2 separate regions of the Homo sapiens genome follow, and region 1 is linked to region 2. A link is a contact called in ENCODE Hi-C or POLR2A ChIA-PET data. All regions are on one chromosome and are shown on one strand. The core of a region is the stretch at or near the end of the contact, and the rest is flanking DNA. Distances in the headings are between cores, read along the strand shown.

Evidence for each region. A loop is a pair of places that touch in the nucleus more often than their neighbours do. ChIA-PET counts read pairs that join two places held with the same protein, here RNA polymerase II (POLR2A). Pooled maps may share reads with other maps.
Region 1: a loop to region 2 is called in a map of PC-9, with 6 times the contacts of the local background. The contact joins two enhancer-like sites. A Hi-C loop is called at or near these places in 4 of 168 maps with a recorded cell type or tissue (Calu3, MCF 10A, PC-9 and 1 more) and 1 of 50 pooled maps. POLR2A ChIA-PET finds 5 or more read pairs at or near these places in 1 of 52 experiments (MCF 10A).

The regions. Positions count from the first base shown.
Region 1 is chr6:80,539,960-80,547,444 of GRCh38, reverse strand. All of the region lies in intron 1 of LOC112267962 (a long non-coding RNA gene), which reads right to left. All of the region lies in intron 1 of LOC105377869 (a long non-coding RNA gene), which reads left to right. Among named protein-coding and RNA genes, the nearest start is that of BCKDHB, 440 kb to the right of the region's middle. Within about 2 kb of position 6,109, at least 2 of the 41 ENCODE cell types and tissues checked have a DNase peak (open chromatin) inside an H3K27ac peak, as active enhancers do.
Region 2 is chr6:80,450,070-80,457,180 of GRCh38, reverse strand. It overlaps a transcript of BCKDHB not described here. Among named protein-coding and RNA genes, the nearest start is that of BCKDHB, 350 kb to the right of the region's middle. Within about 2 kb of position 2,385, at least 4 of the 41 ENCODE cell types and tissues checked have a DNase peak (open chromatin) inside an H3K27ac peak, as active enhancers do.

The sequences.
Region 1 (7,485 bases), core at 4,860-7,359, 87 kb before region 2:
CAGATCTTATGAGACTCACTCACTATCACGAGAACAGCATGGGGGAAACTACCCCCATGATCTAATTACCTATACCTCATCCTGCCCTTGACACACGAAGATTATGGGGAGTATAAGGATTATAATTCAAGATGAGATTTTGGGTGAGGACACAGCCAAACCATGTCAGGTTTTTTATAAACAGATTTATACAGCTGACTCTTCCTGGAACCCACCACCTTATTATCATCTCTGCTTCTTGGCCTCTAGGTTAGACAATATATTTCTCAACCAGAACAGCCCCATTGTCACTGGAATGGAGGAGGAGCTGGGTAGGAGGGTATAAGTGACCATCTCAGAGCCATGACCTCCCTCACTGAGGCATTCTGTCACTCACTTAGTTTGTTTTTGGTCTTGTTAAAATCGCTTTATTAGAGTCTTCATTATGGTCTGACGTTTTTCTTTATATTAATGCATCTTCCACAGCCACAATTCATGACATCTGCATTTCTATCTGCACACTTACCCACCTCTGTTACCTTCATCTGATAGAGCATTTTATTCCATCTTCATCTTTCAAACATTATTCAGATTTTAAGGTCAAGCTCAAAGCTATTTCTTCTATAAAGAAACGTATGCCTTCCCTCTTGTTTCATGCAATGGTTCCATTAAAACTATATTTATAGTTTTATTATAGCACATTCTGACTGTGTTATGATTCTTTGTGTCCATGTCTGTGCCACCACTAAATTGTTAGCTCCTTGAGCACTGCACTTCTGTTTACTCATAGGGACCCATTCCTCTTCAATTTCATATTTCTATACCAAGCTCAGTTATTCAGCTAGTAGGTAACACATTTTTTAATTTGATGATGCCCACATCCTTCAAATAAATGTATCAGATGACAAAGTGGTGTGGGGGTAGTGGGAAAGAAAGAAGGAAATGAGGGAAAACAAAGAAAGAGACAATGTCAAATTGGAAATTCAACCTGATTTAACATCTAATACATAATTACTCATGTTGGCAAACACCATAAGGAAAAACTCAAACATGATCACTCCACATGTTTTCCTTTAATGTATTTATTCATGCACAAACAATATCAAGGTTTCCTATGATTAAAACATGGATGTTTCTACTTGGCTTCCTTTTGGACACACTGCTTCAGAACAAACCAAGTCTGATTAATAAAGTAAATCTTCTCACTATGCCTTAACAATAACCCCATCCCTTGTTTTAAAACAATAATTTGCTGTCTAAATACTATACTTCCCTCAAGGAAATGAAAGGAGAAGACAGAGCCAGTGCACACTAATATAAAACAGCACCACAAGTTAAAATACAATTCACATCAGCATGGAAATTACTGAGTGGGTGGTTACTGCTACAAAATAAAAGGACATAGTAATCAGAAATGAACTACCTATACCATAGGAGTGAAACTTTTTCATAATGAACCTATAAAAAAGGAGTGAGATTTTTGCATAATACATTTACAGAGGTAGTATTCTACTAAATTCATTTTTTTCCAATAAGATTCAGTATTCTTGGGGAATTGAGGAAGCAGATTTGTTTCGGAGGCCATAACTGATCCACTGGGAATTTTATTTTCAATTTTGGGAATGTTCAGGATTTGTGTTTTACTATCTATGTAGATCGTTGACCCTGCTTTTTTTTTTTTTTTTTTTTCAAATGTATGACACTGGAGGTTTAAAGGTCTTGTTTTTTTAACAGAGATTTAACTGGCCCCACCATTTTGATTTGGTTTGACTATTAAAAATAGAACCTAAAGATTTTACACTATGCATCCCAAATTGTGAACCTTTGTTCTCTGCCAATACTATACTTAAGATTTCTAACACTTAGCAATTTTCTAACATTGTGGTTGAGGTCATCTTTGAAAGACCTACATTTATATTTTCCCCTTGTGATGCAGAATCAATACTTTACTGGCTGAGAAAAAGTGAAACACTCCATTCATGTTAGACTGTTGAGTGAAAATGTAAATGAGCAGGCAGCAAATCTTACATGTTATGCAAACACAGAAGCTAAAAAAAGTATTGCTGATCACTGACTCTCTTGTTGGAAATATTAAATTTGTCCAGGTTTCAGATTTTTTAAGTCTCAACTTTCTGCACTTTTTAAAAGAGGAGTTTCATAAAGAGCATGCATAATTACCAGAAGAAAACCTGTAGTAATCATGCAACACTTCACATAAGAATTTCCATCTAACTTTCCACATGCTTTCTACAAAGCCAAGTCTTTCTTTTCTTCTTCTTCTTCTTTTTTTTTCAGGCCAATAAGACAATCAAATAATATCCACCATATATAGCCATGAAAATACACATGACATAATGGAAAATCAATTGAAACAACACTGCAAAGAGGACTAAAAGTAAAGTGAAATCTCTAGATTTTAGGATTTTCTTGAAAAGTTACCCACAATGTCAAAACATTTAAATTTGATTTAGATGTGGAGAGAATTGGTTGGAATTTATAAAAGAGAGCTTGAAAACTTAATAATGGACATCAGTGTATTTGTTTTTTATAAAGGACAGCAACACTCCTCACAAGACACTTTTGTTCACTTCTGGGGGAGGCTTTCTTGCTGCCTGTCACAGGATGCTACATTCTTAGTGTTTCCTTTCAGAACAGAAATTCTCAAATATAAGCAAGCCTCCAAGTCCCCTGGCAGGCTGGGTTCCAGCTGCAGATTTCTGATTCAGTAGGTCTGGAGCTGGTTCTGGAAATTGCATGTCTAACAAGACTCCAGGATTACTGAGCTGCTGGCCTGGGGACTGCACTTTGGACTTCTCTGGTTTAAAGAGGGAGCAGAGTGGAGAAGCTTGGAAGCATGAGGGAGAAGGAGGACAGGAGCCAGGAGAGAGATCTGTGGAAAGGTGCTGAGCCTGTGAGGCTGTAGAAACAAAGGGCTGCCTCCATAGCTAATCTATGGAGAGTATGGTCTTGAAAATACTCCATGCAGTCAGATTGAACCAAGAGATATGAGAACGAAGGAGCCTACAGGATAAGAAAAAAGTGCCAGAAAAATTTAAAAGGGAAAGATAGGTCACATACCAAGCCCTTTAAAAGATGACAACTGAGACATATAGATTACAAGGAAAAACCATCCTGCATCTCAAAATATGATCATTTTCCAGTCCTCCCATCCTCTACCCTAATGGAAAGTGGTAGAAGCTTCCCCTACAAGCTAGCAAAACAGGTGTGAATTTCATTCCACTGACTGTAGTGTACAGGAAGCACCATTCTCCCGATTATTCAGTACTTAACTTTATTGCTGAATCCAAGCGCTATCCCAGCTGGGAAAATGCAACCTCAGTTATTTGAGAAGTCTCCGCTCTCCCCCAGGGTTGGGATATGGCTCAGAAATCTTAGACTAGTCCCAGACACAGTGTGGAGTTCAATGTTCTGTGTTCATCAAGTGTCAATCCTCAACCCATATGAGTCATCCTCGGTATGTCCGTGGGCTCTGTCCCTATCAGCTGCTTCCTCACACTGTTACTATGAGACTTTCTTATGAAGCATCTATGGCTCAGTCTGACTAAACGCACTGCAGAGCAACTCCCTGCTAGATTCTTCTGGGTTCTCCATCCCAGGAAGCAGAGTTGCCACTGCTCGAGCGCTCACAGACTATTTGCTCCTCTCCCCCTACAGGCTGGAGGGGAATCCCATTTCAGTTTGTGACTGGGGTCGCCCAAACTCCCCGGCTTGTACATGTAATTCTCTGGGACTTAAAAATGTTTTTCTCACTTTTACTTATTTCATAGTTCTCCAATTTTTAGGATTTAGGCCCAAATCCTAAGAGTCTGACACTTACAGGAGACATAGGAACAGAATAAATAGGAGAAGCAAGACAGTTGTAATAGAATAAAGACTGATAGAGAGTGCTGTACACTGGGAAGGGAAAGAACCTCAAAAAGCATTAATATTAAAAATTTTTTAACTGTGGAGGCCAAACAACACACTTATTTGGGTCAATGGTACAGCAGGCTTCGCATTTGTGAGCATAGTTGAGGTTAATGGAAAACAAAGATGTTTTATGCTTTCCTCTTGGCTATTCATCAGGAATTGAGTATAGTGCATGCTCTGTTTTCATGAAGACAAGAATTGTTTTGCTAGTCTTCTTCACTGTTGTATCCTTAGCAGGTAAAACAGTGCTTGGCACACTATAGATGCACTCAGTAAATATCTGCTGAATGGCTGAATGAATAAATAACTGAATACATAACAGAAACAAGTACATTATTGTCTTAAAATATTATCCAGCCCTACTATCTTTAGTCTGTGCAAATCACACTGATGATTAAATGCCACATTGTATAGAAGAGTAAATGGCACACTGACCAAATATAAAGCTCTCACAAGTCTATATATATATCCATAAGGGCCCAGCCCTCTTCCTTGCTGATATGGTTTGACTCTGTGTCCCCACCCAAATCTCATGTCGAATTGTAATCCCTAGTATCGGGTCAGGGACCTAGTGGGAGGTGATTGAATCGTGGGGGAGGACTTGCCCCTTGCTGTTCTCATAATAGAGTTCTCAAGAGATCTGGTTGTTCAAAAGTGTGTGGCACCTTCCCCTTTATTCTTTCTCTTCCACCTGTTTCAGCCATGTAGCACGTGCCAGCCTCTCCTTTGCCTTCCACCATGATTGTAAGTTTCCTGAGGCCTCCCAGCCATGCTTCCTGTATAGCCTGTGGAAACGTGAGCCAATTAAACCTCTTTTCTTTATAAATTACTCAGCCTCAGGTAGTTCTTTACTACAGTGTGTGAATTGACTAATACACTTGCTCTACCCTCCATACCACTCCCTGGACACAGCAGTAAAATTGTAACTTCCTGATAAAATGTTGAATGTACTGGACTGAGGCTAAATTAGACAAATATGTTTACATCTGAGTATAGCCTATGTGGTGGCTAAAATAAAACAGAAGCTTAGGGTATTATTACAGATTTCAGTGGTTTCAAAGAAAGTCAAGAAATAGCCTGAGGAACCCAAGCTTAGAAGCTGAAAACTTGATCTGAACTAATTTGTGCTGTGCTTCTTTCATTCACTAAAAAGCTGTCTAACTCCCTTGGGAAAAATTATCACTGTATTTCTACCACCTATTCGCCTGTCTTCTACAGTCAGGCTCAGGAGTTCATGGCTTTCTGCCTGCAGCTTCCTCTTTTATCTGAGGCTATTCTATGAGGTCCCAAACCACTGGAAAGAAAGAAAACTAATCTTCTCTGATCTGCATGGTTGCTTCCACCCGTGAATTGCTTCCCTTGGTGAAGCATTAAGCATTAAGCCAGGAGCACACGAGCTCTGATAAAACACTCTGGTGGAAGAGAGATTTGCTATTGCAGCTGTTCATTATTTGTGAACTTCTCCAGTGTTTGTCCTATTAATATTGTCCAGTTCCAGGAACATTTTGGTAAGAGGAAAGAGTATTTTGAAGTCCATGTGTCCTTAAGCACGAATAGTCACTGCTCATTCCTACTTTGTAGCAAGGATCATCTCCAACTATTTGGGCCTCATGGCCTCCATTTCCATTTAGTGCACTTTGTAACCTTCCTTCTCATGTACCCACTAATCCAGGACTTTTTATCATTTGTACTGCTGCTGTTGGGAGACAATATACAAGAGGTGTGACTTGCAGCATAGTGTGATAGAAAGAGCATGAGATGTGAGGTTAGGAGACCTGGGTTGGACTTACATTTCTACCCGTTACTCACACGGATTTGTTTAATTGCCAACCTTCTAAAATACATGCCTTAGTGAAAATTGAAAAAATATAGCAGGATGGCTGTGAGGTGCACATGAGATAAAAATAAAAATATGAGAAGGAACTTTGTAAGAAGAACAATAAAAATGCTAGTCATTGCTGTTGATAGTATTAACACTATTAGTAGGAACAGAGTGGGAGGCAAGAAGGAAGATGGTGAGTGGGAAATTAAGTGTGCTAGTAACAGAAAAGACAAAAGTGGGAGTCCCAGGACTCTTTGATACATGGTAGTTGGTTGGGGGAGGATGTGGCATCAGGGAACAAGGGCTGACTAATCCTCATATGAGTAATCTGCTAGGTATTGCCCCAAAAGAAGAGAATGAACAACTTGGCCTGCAAAAGGGAGGGTGTGGAAAGGTGAGGCATGCAATTTGAGACTTTAACAGTTTGTGGTCTCTTTTCAACATAGCAGTCACCCTAACATTGCTGGAGGAGGAGGAAGAAATTTGAACATAATATAAGGAATATAATAAGTAAGCCTGAGATAAAATGATGACTGAGATCATGCTGGTCCTTCCTGTAGTTTATGGTTAATAACATAAAGTACTTTTTAATCCCTTCTGCTGTCAGCCCCAACTCACTAAGACCTAGGTTATGACAAAGATAGCCAGTTGCCTACAGAAAGACCTGTTCTCTCCCATCCTTCTCAGTACCCTTATTTTTCCCTGGGTATATTGCCACCCAAAACAAAAGGCTACATACCCAGACACTCTTACACTTGGGTGTAGGGAGAGGGCTAATTTCTGTTCATGACATATAGTGAAAATGTTTGTCAGACTTTAAGTAGGTCCCTCGGAACTGACTCAACTGGGAGTGTTTCTTTCATGGCCTTCTGCCATTCTTCCTTTCTCTGGCCAGCTACATGGACATGATATCTGGGCATCCAATCCTCTACCACCACTGTGCTGTTTCTTATATCAGACATAGTTGAGGTCCCATCAATCAATCTACATTTGCTCAGACACCATCCCCAGAAAACAATGATGTGTTATTACGCTCTTCTTTTCTGGGGATGGTGTTTGAGCAAATGTAGACTGATTGCTGGGAGCTCAACTATGTGTGATCATAATGACCATCACACCACTCCAAGCAAAACCAAGGCAAAGGGAAAAAGATCCTTGATGGCAGTATGTATCTTACAAAATAGAGCTTTTCCAAAAAGATTCAGGTTGTGAGGATAAGAGAAGATAGAATCTACAGAAGATAATTACCCTAGTTAGGTGAAGGCTTTCTACAGTCTAGAGATTAAGATGTGTACCAGGTCCAACAGCCTTATAGTCTTATAAAGCAATGCATGAGATAAGAAAGAAATAGACCTTTGAGTCTGTGATGCTTAATATTGAGTGTCAACTTGATTGGATTGAAGGATGCGAAGTATTGTTCCTGGGTGTGTCAGCGAGGGTATGTCCAAAGGAGATTAACATTTGTGTCAGTGGACTGGGAGAGGCATGCCCACCCTCAATCTGGGTGGGCACCATCTAATCAGCTGCCAGAGTGGCTAGAATAAAACAGGCAGAAGAAGGTGGTAGAAGCTGACTTGCTAAGTCTTCCAGACTTCATCTTTCTCCCGTGCTGGACGCCTCCTGCCCTTGAACATCAGCCTCCAAATTCTTCAGCTTTTGGACTCTTGAACTTACACCAGTGGTTTTCCGGGGCTCTCTGGCCTTTGGCCATATACTGAAGGCTGCACCATTGGCTTCCCTGCTTTTGAGGTTTT
Region 2 (7,111 bases), core at 1,136-3,635:
CAGCTGAGGTTACTTCCTATTTCATTTTCTTATGTAATTTAAAATGCCACCAAATTTATCTGTATGCTTCTTGTTTACTCTCTAGCTACTTATCGGAAAAAGGAGTGTGTCACATAAGTTCACAATATAAGTGGTTGTGTTCAGAAATCTGTTTATGATGAAGAAGTCTAATTGATTTATTATTTAAAAAAACAGTTTATTGTGGCCAACATGAAAACAAAACAGAAATGTGTTTGGCTGTCAATACAGCATAATGAACTCATATTTTCCTCCATGAGAAGGCAGAAGGATCAAGACGGAAGATGTACTAGTCCTAAGAAGGGAAGAATCCTTTTTTTCTCTGAAACACATGTATGAGAATGCATTTACACTATAGCTTTCAGGCTTTTGAGCATAAGAATCCCTCAAGGAGCTTATTAAGAATGCAGTAAGAATCCTCATAGATTGTGATCCAGTAAGATTCTGCACTTTCAACAAGTACCCAAAGTGATGCTGTCTTACAGTACATTGAGCCACTTAGCAAGTGGCATTTAAGGGACAACTGGCAGGACCTTCAGGCTAAATATTATCTTCATACTTAAATGCTTAGCTGCTTTACTTTGAATCTTGAAGGCTTTTTTGTTTTCTGGTAAGTGATGGAGAAGCGGAAAGGAGTGCTACACATGCTTTACACCTTTGTAAGATAAACTTTTACCGGGGATTAAGTGGCAACCAGCTAACAACAATAGACAGAAATCTGGGAGCTAGGAAAGGAAGTGTGAATGATGGGGCAGGTGAGAGACACCCCCAAAGCTTTGTCAGAGCCACAGCCTCTTACCTGAGCAGGGAAGTACCTTGGATTTTGTTGTTGCAATTGTTCTTTTATTCAACGTATGGACATCCGATATCTACTTTGTGAAAAGCACTATGTGTTGTTGTTTTAGGGTTTTTGTTGGCGGTAGTTTTTTTTCTTTCTTTCTTTTTTTGAGATGGAGTTTCGCTCTTGTTCCTCTGGCTGGAGTGCAGTGGTGCAATCTCGGCTCACTGCAACCTCCGCCTCCAGGGTTCAAGAGATTCTTCCACCTCAGCCTCCCGAGTAGCTGGGACTACAGGCGCCCATCACCACCCCAGACTAATTTTTGTATTTTTAGTAGAGATGGGGTTTCACCATATTGGCTAGGCTGGTCTCAAACTCCTGATCCACCCACCTCAGCCTCCCAAAGTGCTGGGATTACAGGCATGAGCCACCGCGCCCAGCGAAGGTTTGTTATTTAAAAGAACGGTTACTGAGTCCCAGCTGCCCCTGAGGTAGTACTCAGCATGCCTGCTCTCCAACGTCAATGGTCTTCTTTTTAGCTTGCCTTCTTGACCTGCTACTTTGTTTGGGGTGTGAAAGACAAGACACCTAAAATGTGGTTGGAAATGTGATAAGAGATAGCTAAATGTTTGTTAAAACATTAAGGATTTTAAGAATTGCAGAAGGGGAGATTTATGTGGGATTGAAAACATGCAGAGAGGGAAGGGATCCGGTCCTGTAGGGGATATCCCATTGCATAGGTGCATGTCTTGTGGAGTTAGCTAGTGAGAAATTTCTCCGTTGACGGGTACTGAAATAACAGTGAAGAAAAGAAATATCTAGTATGCTATTTTTACTGCATGGTATAAAGGAGTCTAAGCCCTACAAGACTTCAGCATAGTCTGCTACTATGAATGCCTTACATGAGCCATATTATCAGGAAAATCCAAGAACAGTAGTAGTTTTCAAGTCAGGTAGGTTCAAAGCTGAGATAAGGTAAAGTCTTGAGGAGATGCGACATGTGTGAGATTCAGGACCAACAGGAAATGGTAATGAGGGTAACTATGAAAAGGAGACTGTAAACCTTCCAGAATTTGTAGAAATCTTGGAGGGAGGCCCTGAATTTCCCAGAAGATGTGAGATTTTATTTATGTTTCAGTAGGTGTGGTAACCTAGGCTGACAACTTAAATACACAAAAGAATGTAAAATATCTTTACATCTCTACACTTCCTCTCTCACTTCCCACACATATGTCTTGGTCTTTAAGGATATTACTCATGGGAGCATGAGATACATTCACAATGTTAAACGCAGGATGCTTCTATATGCAGGAAATAAATGGGAGAGGAGGCCGGAATGGTCTCTGTGTAAAATAGGAAATATGAGGCAAGACATTTTCCAGCAGAAGTGATTAGACAGGATTCATAGACAACATGAGGTCAAAGCTCAATTCTAAAGAATAATTAGAATCAGAATAGTGTGTTGAAATTGATAGGCAAATGTATGGGCGGGAAAGTTCAAACCACAATGGAGAGTCATTAAGAAGGACAAGTTGGGCATAAACAAGAAAGGACAAGCCAGGGCTAGACTGCAGAACGTAAAAGTCAACTTTGGAGGACCTAGTCTGACAGTGTAGGGAGGGGCTCCTGATTCTGTGTGGTCTTGCCTACAAATTCATACACATATTTTTCAGATCTTCTGGGCCTTCATCTCCTTGGGACCCATCTGGAAAGATAGTTATAGCATCCAATGCCTTGCAAACAATACTCAGCTCTATCCAGGTCTCTATGGAAGATCAGAGGCCATGAGGTCTGCAGCTCTGACTATTTAAGAGATGTATCAAGACTCAGCTCATTACCTCCACAATATTTCATGCCTGAGAATCCCACAGCTTCATTACTCAGAAAGTGTAGATCCTCAAGAGTGTAGTGGGTCATGCATATGAGCAGCAGCACTTTCCAGCTCAGCAAGTTCACATACCTCAGTAGTGTGTGGCCAATCTGTCAAGCCACCAAGTAAAAAACAAGTGTGACTAATTGTGGTTGGAAAGAACAATGACCCAGAAACACCCTTTGTGGAAGAACCAGTGCTGATTGTGAAGTTTTGCTCTCAAGAGACAGTGTGTATTTCTAGTCGACTCATTGTGCCTATTTTTCTAGGGACCATGTGCTAATTACCTGTAGCTCTGCTTCTCAAAATTACATCTGTGCTTGCAGAACTGGTCTTTCCCTTCTTATGTTCACAGTGTTGGCCTCTGGGACTCCCTCTGCATCCAATTCTGATTTCAAAGCCACCCTTCAAAAAGTTAAAGTGAAATTGGGTCAGGTAGAGTGTATGAGCATATTCCTTTAAGAATCCATACCATAGCATGTGAGCCCAAATGCTCATGTCACAGGGCTCAACATTAAAAGAAGAAGAAATATAAGCAGAGCCTTTCTCAGGGTTCTGCTTGTGGAAAAACAAGGCAGCAGTGTGAAGCAGAGTGAAGAACCACTTATTCTAGGCAGTATTAGAAGAAGAGAATGAAAATGGAGGGGAGAAGGAAATACAAGAAACTTGCCGAATACCTAACTCTCTAAATAAAGCAGGAAGAACAGGAAGAGATCAGGAAAATAATGCACTATAATCCTCAGCACTTTGGGAACTTGCAACCTCCCCAGAGCTGAGGGTGTTCACAGGATTCCCCCATCGCACACCCGACACTACTCCTTTTTATCTATCATGCCCCATCAAACCTCACCAACACAGTGTCTCATTTCCTCAGGGCTTTATGCAAATATAATATCATAAACAGTCAAAATAGATACAGGGGACATAATATCTCCTTGCTCAGAGTTAGGCAGGCTATCCAACAAAATTGTTCTATATTTTCAGGAGGCCCAGACACATAGGACCACACTGTGGTATGTGTATGAACTGTTTTTCACATTGTGGTCCTATATGTCTGGTCATTAATGCCATGCCCTAAATATCTCTAATTTTTCCCCTTGGGCAGAAGGGAAATTGCATTTCCCTCTCCTTGAAAGGTCCTGTGTTTTTCCCTGCCCCTTGAAGTGGCTTTGTGATTTGCTTTGACTATGAAATGTGAGAAGTGACATGTAGCACTTCTAGGCAGGGGCTTTAAGTGCCTGTGGATAACTTACCATCTTCTCTTTGCTGCTTCAGTCACAGTAGAGCATTTCATTGGCCGGAAATTTCATTGACTGGAGGCCGTGGGCAACTATAATGAGCAGAGCCCCCAGTTCCCGCTTAACCACGTTGGAAATGAAGCATGAAAAAGAAATAAACCTTTATTATTTTCATCCACCAAAATTTTGGGAGTTATTTGTTCCTACAGGATAACTTGGCCTGTCCATACTGATATATATTCATATGCATTATAATAGTGATTTTCTGAAAACAGCAACTAAATGCACGTGATTTTTATCTATGCATGTTTCTCTTGTGGGAAGGAATGTAATTCGTGGCAGACAAGAAGACGGCACTAACTGTAGAAGAAAAGATAGTTTGTTGCATGCTAAGAAGTATTAGGTTGTACAAAGTCATTTGCTCCTAAATCCTCCCAGATAGCTCTGTTTCCTGAGATTTTATTTATCCTTGATTTAGTTATTCTTAAGACTTCTTTTGCTGTTGACTCTTCCTCCTTCATTTTGTTACTGTTTGCCTCCAGTGTGCTCCATGCCCACCACAACCTACAACATTCTGCTTCTAATCTGCCTCTTAGAATTGTGAGTAAATTAAGAGCAATTAAATTTTGAATGAAGAACTAAAGAATGCTTCTGTGAGTACAAAAGTTAAACTGTCACACACACAGACTCTTTAAAATAATAATAAAATAAACATTTCATAATCCTTTCTGGTATATTATGCATTTTTACATTAGTGATTTTTTTTCTCCTTTAAGCTCTGTGGGACTTGATAGTGATCATTTTTTATTCTTATATCCCCTGCATCTACATTGACTGTTTAGATATTATGTTTGCATAATGCTATACTCATGTCTCCATTTCTGTTATGAAGGTTACCAGATAATGGCAATCGTGATAGCTTGCATAATTTTTCTCAAGTATTTGTTCTTCCCTTCCCTGTAAGAAAACATTGATTCCCTGCCTTTGCCATGTGATTTGCAGGGCCTCCTATTGGAATATACATCTCTACCCCACTGAAATCGGGCTTGGTCCTACGACACACTATAGCCAATGGAACATGGGCAGATGTGATGTAAACCATGTATACAAGATCTAAGTGACATCATCATATTCCACCTCTCTCTTGCTCTCTCCCCTCTGCCACCAGACTGTACCATATTGTGACCACTCCAGCAACCTGGGGTTCAGAAGAAGACACATGGAGCAGAACTGAAAAGGAGCCAGCAGTCATAGCCAATTCATAGCTAAAGACTGTAATATAAGAAAGGAATAGATGTTTGTTTCAATTCACTGAGATTTGGGGATTATTTGACATCACAGATATTGGTTATTTTACCAAGGCTTTGACTGGAATGGCATATTTTCAGATATGACCAGATTGAGGGGTTGAGATTGACTGTATAGAGCCAATAAAAAAGCCCCTTGAAAAGACTGGCCCAGGACCTTGTCTAAATGGTTTCCTTACAAGGTTTCTGACCTGTGATACTGTGATAAATAATGTCACTTTCTTTTTTTTTTTTTTCTTTTGAGACAGAGTCTCACTCTGTCACCCAGGCTGGAGTATAGTGGTGTGATCTCCGCTCATTGCAACCTCCGCTTCCCAGGTTGAAGTGATTCTCATGCCTCAGTAGCTGGGATTACAGGCACCTGCCACCATGCCCGACTAATTTTTGTATTTTTTAGTAGAAATGGGTTTTGCCATGTTGGCCAGGCTGGTTTCGAACTCTCGGCCTCAAGTGGTCCACCCGCCTAGGCCTCCCAAAGTACTGGGGTTACAGCCTCTTTGCCTAGCCAAGAATGCCACTTTCTAGTGGGCCCAGAAACCTCAAGATATTTTGGGACCTCAAGAAGAGCAAAATTTGTATAGATATTACAAGCACAGTCTAATGGTGAATGCTTGGCTTGGCTTCTGGCCTCAAAGCTTTTAAAAAGTTGAATTAGAAATTCCTTATAAAAGTTCCAGTAAAACCAATTTAAAAAGAGCCTATACGCTGATCACCACTTTTTATATGCTTTATGCAAATAACCAGGCCAAATATAATGAGACCAAAATTTATTTTGCAAATAAATTGGTCCTACTATGATTTATTCTTGGTAGAAATGAGGAAACCGGGGAAAGAAAACTTTAGTTTCTAGCCCTGAGCATTGTTTTGAATTTTGTTATTTGCCTACAATTTGGGCTAATCCTGAATTATTTCCTGGCTACAAGAAGTCTCTAAAAAATAACCAGGTTTTATTTTTCCTCATGACGTCTTTAGTTGACTTCTTATGGAATAGATTATTTTTATTATTGTTGTGGCATACAAATTCTCTTTTGACTGTAATATTTGTGTGCATTATATTTCTACTATTTAAATTATTAATGTTATGTATCTCATTGTTTTACTTTTTCTGAGAAAATGGAAGTCATTGTATTCTGAAGACTAGAGATGATTACCCTGTGAATCTACCCCGTTTGGAATCCCACTGGGCCTGTTGTTTTTCATTGCCAGTGTGTTGCTGCTAAAGCTACAACATATTAAACACCGTTCCTAAAAGCTCAGGGACCATCATGGAAGAGGAAGGTGCATGAGATTGTAACAGCTGGATTAGAAGGGTGAAGTGTGAAGGCCAAAAAAATTTCACCTTGGGTGCTAATCTGCCATATTGGCTTCCGATTAACCCAAATTACGGGAGTGCCTCTGAGATTTCTAGTTTATCTATTGTCCTTTGTGTAAGAGCACCTATATACCAAAACTCTTGCCCTTAAATGCAAATTCCTATCCCCTTCCTCTGAAGCACAAGCGCCCCTCCCCTAAAGTATATAATCTGGGGTCTGGTGGGTAATGGTGCTAGGATCCACGATCTTGTCTCACTACTGGCCAAGACACAGACATAGCTTCTGTTCATAAACCCCCATTAAATGTTTCTTTCTAAGAAAAAAAGTAAAGAAAAGAAAAGCTGATTAATACACTCAAAGCAGGATATCACTAAAAAGCAATATTCTTATTTTTGAAAGTACTTTTACTTTTACACTTCATTTTAGGAAGGGCTGGGAGTAATGGAAGCATGAGCTTTGGCATCAAGTAGACCTGTCTCTTTATGAGCTGCTTCATCTTGACAAACATAAAACACCCTCCCAATAGCACTTTTTCCTCTGCAGCTCTTTCAGAGGCCATTTTTTCTTCATACTCCACTCAGAACCCT